2 separate regions of the Homo sapiens genome follow, and region 1 is linked to region 2. Evidence: read pairs that join two places in POLR2A ChIA-PET (ENCODE). Cell type or tissue: PC-9. All regions are shown on one strand.

Region 1 (4,000 bases), 110 kb after region 2:
TAAGCTGTTAAATTTTGTGGTAATGTGTAATGTAGTACTGGGTAACTAATACATCACGTATGGTGAAGTCGTAGCAGTAGACTACGTAGATCAATGGTATATGCATTAAACATTTTGAAAGATATTGATAAATTATCTACCAATGAGGAGCCACTAACACAGCAAGGGCTCTGATTTCCCCAAATCCTCACCAGCATCAGAAATTATTAAACTCAACAATGTTTGCTAAACTAAATGGGTGAAAAATGGCATCTGATTGCTTTGACCTGTGTTTTTTTAATTTCAAAAGTTCTTTGGGGCACATACCAGGCTTCATCAGCAATGCACAGGAAAAGGTGCATGGTAGGGTTCAAGTGATTCATTACACAATAAGAGACTCTGAGCCACCCTGCCTCAACTTCTAAACCACTGCCTTTCATTTAAAATTCCCATTAAGCAATTAATTTTATAAAAGAAATAACCACTGAAGTTGAGTCTAGGAGTGAGAGTGTCTGATTTTGATTACTTTCTCGGAAATGTATAGAACATTAAATGATTTTAATAAGAGGCGTGCCCTTGAACCTCAAGCCATGAGCTTCAAATCAGAAGAGATGTAAATTCAAGTGTTAATTCCCTTTAATGTTGCTGAACCAGAAGTTCGATAACAAACTAGAGTAAGTAACCAGAATCAAATGGCAACCAAATGTCTGTGTTTTCCAAAGCTACTTAAATGAAACATCACTATAGTCTCAAATCAAATATGAACTCAACTATGTCTTTATCTGGATTTAGTTCCTGGTGAGAATAAATGGTTCTGAAAAAAAATGATCTTTTATGAAAAGCTATAAAGAAGACTGGAACTCAGTGATATTTGAGAGAAGCAAAAATAATACTCCTTGCTAGAGAAAAGCATCTGAAATCATTGTAAGTCTCCTACCACCAGCAACCCCAAGTTCCATAATAATGAAGACAAATGTATATTTAGTATTTTTTAAAATAAACACTATTCTTGATGACATCTCATTAAATTATCAAATATACCTGTTTCTACTGCCAGAAGTGATAACATTTTTATAAAAATAAACCTACCTCTTATAAAGATACAGTGGACATATCACATCAGAGAAATTCTAGAAAGAAGTTCCCAGATACCAAGGGCCAAAAACCAAGACAAATAGTTTTAGATGATTTCAAATGGTCTTTAATCACATAAATAAACAATTCAGAAGGCTTTGTATGGTTATTAAACTAACTAGCTGATTTCTCACTGGTACATGACGAATAAGTGACAATATAATTTAATTATTACTGTTACTTTCCCAGGCTACAATGGTCAGAGAAAGATTTTTTTTTTCTTCTTGTAAGAGATTGAGTCTTGCTCTGTTGCCCAGGCTGGGTGATCATGGCTCACTGCAGCCTTGACCTCCTGGGCTCAAGTGATCCTCCCACCTCAGCCTCCAGAGTAGGTGGGACCACAGGCACACACCACCACCTAGCCCAGCTAATTTTTTAATTTTTTTGTGAAGAAGGTGTCTTGCTATATTGCCAAGGCTGGAATTCCTGGGTTCAACTGATCCTCCTGCCACAGCATCCCAAAGTGCCAGGATTACAGGCGTTGAGCCAGAGGAAAGGAAATTAAAGTGTTGGTTCCCACAGCAAGGTGGATGCCATGCTCAGGGTTCTCTAAGGTTCAGGCCAGAGGACATTTTATTTGCACTAAGCAGTATCATCCCCCAAAGCACTGTTTCCCAATAACAGTCAAAGAAGGCTTTGGATAAGGCCATGGAATGTTAACTCTTTCTTTCCTCCCTTAGGATAATGTGGCTATGGAAGGCAGGCAGTCTCCAAAAAGCCAGGAGAGTGAGGGACTCTGGGCTCATTGAAGTGAACTCTCCTTCTTCTCCCTAGAGGTCTGCTGGATTCTCAGAGACACAAAGACAATCATCCTTGTCTTGTTACTGGCACATGCTCCACACATAGCGTGTGCTCCATAAAGATTTTCTAATAACTCATCTACGTATAAGCACTATCTCTTATTGTACTCACTAACTCACCACCTCTCCATGTAGGAAGGAGAAAGGATTCTCTGACATGGAAGTTTCTCATCCAGTGGCAGCTCAGAATTCTGACATGCTTGCCAGGTACTTCATCTACAACCTTCAGACAACACAAAACAAACATATGTTTTGTTGAGATATGCATTCTGTCCTATGAATCATTATGGATCCTACTGAATCCCTTGAGTGAATACTACTGTGAACTACGATTGGGTCATTCTGGCTACTGCAGCCAGCCTGCTTGGGTTTGAATCTAGCTCCATTCTTTACTGGTTGTGTGACCCCAGGCAAGTTACCTAAGTGTTTAAGTTTTCCTCATCTCTAAAATAAGGATACGAAAAACCTTTTCCTAAGACATGTAAAGTGCTTAGAACTGTGCCTGGCACATAGTGTATGCTGTTGGTATTATTATATGAATTGCCCTGTCTTTTACCTTGATATCCCCACATCTGGTAGGATGTTCACGTGAGACCCTGCAGAAGGGCTGGGGTTTCTGCTCAAATATTTAGGCAACTCTATGTGGCTAAGCTGATGATCTTCCCAACAAGTTGTGACAATAACTGACAAGCTAAAGATGACTGCACCCGGTATAGAAGAGGAATTTGCCTGAAAGCAAAAACAAGAGCACAGTTCAATCACCTTCGCCCTTCCTTTCCCAGAATATTCAACTTCAGCATATTCAAGAGTTCTATACTTGTAAAACTGTCATAGGATAGCTGGCTAAGCTCACAAACCACACCGGCCCGAAGCCACACTGAATCCTGTCACCTTCCCACTCAAGTTCAGACGCTTCTAGCTGAGCAACTCTGCACGCCAGTCCGTGATCCCCCTGGTTTCCAGATTATTAAATGAAAACACATTCGTTGGCACACCTTTCCCAAAAAGCCAATCAAGCAAATGAGCTTTCCCTCTGGAGTGCCAGGTCCACTCTGAAAGAAGAAACCCAGGCCACTGCTTTTAAAGTTTTAATGGGAGAGCACTGTAAACAATTAAGATTCTTTGGGTTCTTAACATCCTCAGAGGACCATGATGAGATCTCTTCGTAAATATTTAAGAATCACATATTTTCTCCCTGTCATTTCTGCCAGGGTCTGAGCACAAGATATATATCCATATCTGTCACCTGAAGACATCCAGACAGGCCACTTATAAACAGCCTTAGCTGGAGACCTAAAGAAGAGGTGAGGTCATAATTCTGTGTGCTGGGGTGGAGGCATGTGGTAGATGGCGAGGTCAAGGCTGGTTCTTCTAATGATGACAAGAAAGTATGATCATTGAGGATGGTGCTCAAAGTCATTATTTTAAAGATATTTGCTTAAATAAACAAGCAAAAAATAAAACCTAGGGGTCCTGAGGGGGAAAATAACACACTGGCTGTGTGTGAAAAAAGTATAATTTATATTTCATCTGTACTGCTACCTTCACACTTGGACAAAATCAACAACAGACATAAGTGGTTCTGGGATCCCACCCTTCTCCAAGAGGCCAGATGTCACAGACAACATGTCTTTAAATCCCAATTCCTTCATACCCACCCCCAACTATGTGGGGTTTAGTACATTTATTGGTTTCTCTATATCTCAGTTTCCTCAGGTAAATGATGATTGTTATGAAGATTTTTAAGATAATTCATATGGACCACTTAGATCCACATGGCAAACAGGAAGCATACAACAATTGTTAGCTATTATCATTTGTTTTTGGAACTGGCTTTCAAATAAATGAAATAATTCTTTTAAATGGTTAAAAAATAATAAACATTTGGAGAAAAAACTGGTATGATGGCATTTACGCTATTTGTGGCAATACCATTTACAGGTACAGATCAAAAAGTCACCAAATTGCATGGCATCAGAACTACAAAAATAACTTTTTAGCTTCATAAACTTTTTCTAAAACTAGATTAGAAATTCCTGGCTGGGCACGGTGGCTCACGCCTGTAATCCCAGCACTTTGGGAGACCA
Region 2 (4,000 bases):
CGTGAGAGACCCTGAGCCAGAACCACCCAGCTAAGCTGCTCTCAAATTCCTGACCCACGGAGACTATGGGATGACACATGTTGGTCATTTTAAGCTGCTAATCTTTGGGGATAATTTGTTATGCAGCAACAGATAACTAATACAGATTATATATCATACAGATATAGAATTTCAAGGCATTACAGATTATAGAACTTAAAGCATTATTCCAGGAACTTGTGTGAGCTCCAGACAGTGTTCAGAGTTCTCTTACAGGAGGCACTGGCTCTGCCTGTAGTTACTCCAGCTGTCCTTGTTCCTGCTGAAGTTAGTTCTCTTTTTCGGAGGATGAGGCTGTAAATCCAGCTCTTAAGCATCTGCAGGTGTTGCCTTGTTGTCCGGTAGCTAAACCAGAAGGTTCACATTTTAAGCAGTCTTGAAGAGCTGTACTTGGAGTAGTTGCTGGGAAGTCCAATTAAGAGCAGACCCTGAGTGAAAGAAGACTTGCCAAATCTCACTTAGGCTCCTGATGTTTGAGACAGATGACAGACCCAGGAACTTGTTAATGCAACCCATTTATAGATCCTCCACATTCTATCCCTGTATGAAATTGTATTATAAGAAATCAAAGTACCTGGAACATTTTATATCATACTCATCAGACAGTCTTCATAATTACAGGAGTCTTCTTTTAAAACAGTGTTTCTGTCACTTCCAAAAATCCTGCTTGAAAATGTCCTCGAGTCACAATTCAGCTAATATATATTTAACGCTTGTTAGATAGCAAGTGCTAATCTAGGACCTGGGAATACAGCAATGAACCAAACAGACAAAATCCCTGCCCTCATGAGGCTTATAGTCTAGTGAAGGAGACAGAAAACAAGCAGACAAACACATAAGTAAAGGACTTGGATGAGTGAGTGTAAATGCAACGGAGAGAAATAAAGGAAGGCAAAGTGTGGTTCGAGTGTGGTGCTAGGAGTGGGTGCTGGGGGGCAGGATGGCTGCTCTGAGGGGATACTTGAGCAGGGAGGCGAATGTCAAGAAGCTCTGCCGAACATTCCAGGAGATGGACGAGTCCTGTGGCAGAAGTCAGTGTGGCTTATTTGAGGAACAGCTAAATGACACTTTAGGACAGGGGTGTCCAATCTTTTGACTTCCCTGGGCTACACTGGAAGAAGAAGAATTGTCTCGGGCCACACATAAAATACACTAACAATAGCCGAAATTGCAAAAGAACTCCTAATGTTTTAAGAAAGTTTACAAATTTGTGTTGGGCCACATTCAAAGCCATCCTGGGCTGCATGCGACCCGTGAGCTGTGGGTTGGACAAGCTTGCTTTAGGATTTCTGTCTTTTTTCTTTTTTTTTTTGAGACAGAGTCTTGCTGTATCGCCCAGGCTGGATGGAGTGCAGTGGTGCCATCTTGGCTCATTGCAACCTCCACCTCCCAGGTTCAAGTGATTCTTCTGCCTCAGCCTCCTGAGTATCTGGGACTACAGGCGCCCACCACCATATCCGGCTAATTGCTTTAGGATTTCAGTGTAAGGATTCACATACCAAATCACTCTTGAGTTAGAGAGTTTTGGAAAAACTTTGTCTCTGCAGACTGACTTGTGATCTTTTGGCTGAGTAAATGAAAACCATGTTGCCTACAATGTCTTCCTTTTGGCCTGGGCTTCCAGGAAGCTCAGAGCCAAAATCTGTGCCTGCTGATGGTGGGTAATCAATTTATCTCGGGGTCTGGGAGCAGCTGCCCACTCTGCTTCTTTTACAGAAAGAGATGATGGAATAAATGTTTATTTATAAACATTATACTTTCTCCATGTAAACTGTTTTCACCCACATGCTACCTTGAGTTGACTTGGAAGGGGCAGAAGGATTGTCATTAAACAGGTTTGCCATTTCAAATAAGGAAGTTGTAACAAGTGGCAGATGTCATTGTCTTGCTGTTGGTTCATTGCACAAACATTTATTAAGTGCCCAGCACATTCCAGCTGGGCGGGGACCTGTATGGAAAGATGGAGAGGATGGTTCCTGCCCTCTAGAATGTGTTCCCTCACATTCTAGAATACAGTGCAATAAAAAATCAAATAATTACAAACGTGATGTAAACTGGCACAGGAGGGGAGCCCAAAGAGAGTGACAGCTAGTCCTGGGAGGTTTTGATGGAGGAGGAGGGGACTGGTGCATGGAACCCCCTTCTTTCTGCGTGGTAGGAGAAAGGCCACATCAGCCCCTACACACAGCACCCATCTGAGGACGGTGGTGACCAGCTTCCCAGCCTGCCCTCCCCACCTTCCAGAATCCATCCCAGCCCCAAGGCACCCGGGTCTGAGCTATGCAGCAAGAGTTTTCCAGACAGAAAGAAAAAATAGGTTAAAAATATCTGAGCCCCACATGTCCTATTTTTAATTGATTTACACACAGACTCTTCAATCACAGTATTAATATTTAATTGTCCTGTCAGGTCAGATCCTTCCCAGTCAGACAGTTAAAAATGGCTTGGGACAGAGGAGGAAATGAGGGGCTGGGGTGGCATGAAATGAGGAAAGTGAGGCACCTGCCCTGAGGGGATTAGGCTCTGAGGGACAAGGAGGAGCAGACCCTGGCTCTAGGGTCCTGGGAGAAATAACATCTCACTTGTTTTCTCTCTGTCCCTGTCCCCTCAGTACACACATGTGGAAGCACAACAGCATTCCCCCAAAAAGCCATTAAAGAAACCATGTAAGAGTTGAGACAACACCAAGGTCTGTGGAGACAATGAGGTGCTTCTTCAAGGAGACGCCAGGAGGCTGGTCTCTGGGGGAGAGTCCGGAGGATGAAGCATTCATGCCCTCAGTATTTTAAGTTTGTGAGGGGCCGATTGGTATTTTGACTCTGGGCCCCGGCCCAGCCCGCCCAGGTGAAACCTGATTTACATGCATGTTTCTTCTTTGAGAAACGGCGCCTGTGTTGGCTGTCCCAGCATCACAGCAGCATAGAAACATGGCTTGGGAACTATTTTGGGTAAAAGCACTCTCAGAGACAGCCAATAAATGTCTCAATGTGACTCATTCAAAGAGGCTATTAATAGACAGGAGATGTGAGGGACAGGAGAACTGAATTTCATTCAGTTTCAGCCTCTTGCTTTATTTGTTCTTCCTTTTTAAAAACAGAAATCAAGAAGTGAAGTTTGTCTTGTTGGGTTTGAGTGGGGTGGGGAGGAAGAGCTTGTCTGCCGAGCAGTCATCTACCTCCTCCTCTTCTCCCAGGGTCCAGAGAGGGAAAAGCCAACGGGACACTCACCTTGGAGTCTACTAGAGTCTTTTCTGTTCATTCCTGACTCCTTTGCTGAAGAAAAAGCCTAACAAGTCTGGATAGTCACAGGAAATCATGTTGAGGTGATGTCTCATTATCTTTGAGGTCTGAGGAAAATCTTGGAGTCCTACCCAATATCCCCATTCACCTCTCTGTGTGTCTTCTTGGTTTGGTGCAGTGATTCTCATTGGGAAAGCATCTGTGGGGGTGAATTTTGTTGTCTTAATGGTTGAGTTGGGATGGTCTCGCCATTTAACGGGAAAAGGCAGAAATGCTAGACAGCCTGCAATGCTCTGGGTGACGCTCCCAATGAAGAACTGCTCCTGTCCTGCATAATGGCTGGGTGCCAACTGTGCATTCTTTTTTTTTTTAGACAGAGTCTTGCTCTGTCGCCCAGGCTGGAGTGTGGAGGCATGATCTCGGCTCACTGCAACCTCCACCTCCCTGGTTCAAGCAATTCCCCCGCCTCAGCCTCCCAAGTAGCTGTAGCTGGGATTATAGCTGCACACCATGTCTGGCTAATTTTTTTTTTGTACTTTTAGTAGAGATGGGGTTTCACCATGTTGGCCAGATGGGTCTCTAACTCCGAACTCTTGACCTCAGGCAATCTGCCCACCTCAGCCTCCCAAAGTGCTGAGATTACAGGCATGAGCCACCGCACCCAGCCCACTGTGCATTCTTGAGTGGAGAACATGTTCAGAATAATCTGAGCCTAAAATCAA

What was found. Peaks named below come from ENCODE experiments on the same cell type or tissue, not always from the same donor. Only the 100,000 strongest peaks of a DNase experiment are listed, where the experiment ranks them.
Region 1: POLR2A ChIA-PET joins it to region 2 with 7 read pairs; 2 of 35 experiments call an interaction of 5 or more read pairs at or near these places.

The regions. Positions count from the first base shown.
Region 1 is chr1:184,540,682-184,544,681 of GRCh38, reverse strand. The region is part of intron 3 of C1orf21 (chromosome 1 open reading frame 21); the gene reads right to left. Among named protein-coding and RNA genes, the nearest start is that of C1orf21, 160 kb to the right of the region's middle. In PC-9, no CTCF peak of the experiment used is centred here; no DNase peak of the experiment used is centred here.
Region 2 is chr1:184,648,615-184,652,614 of GRCh38, reverse strand. No RefSeq gene overlaps it. Among named protein-coding and RNA genes, the nearest start is that of EDEM3, 100 kb to the left of the region's middle. RefSeq lists an enhancer at 2,839-3,168. In PC-9, no CTCF peak of the experiment used is centred here; a DNase peak (open chromatin) is centred at 1,944.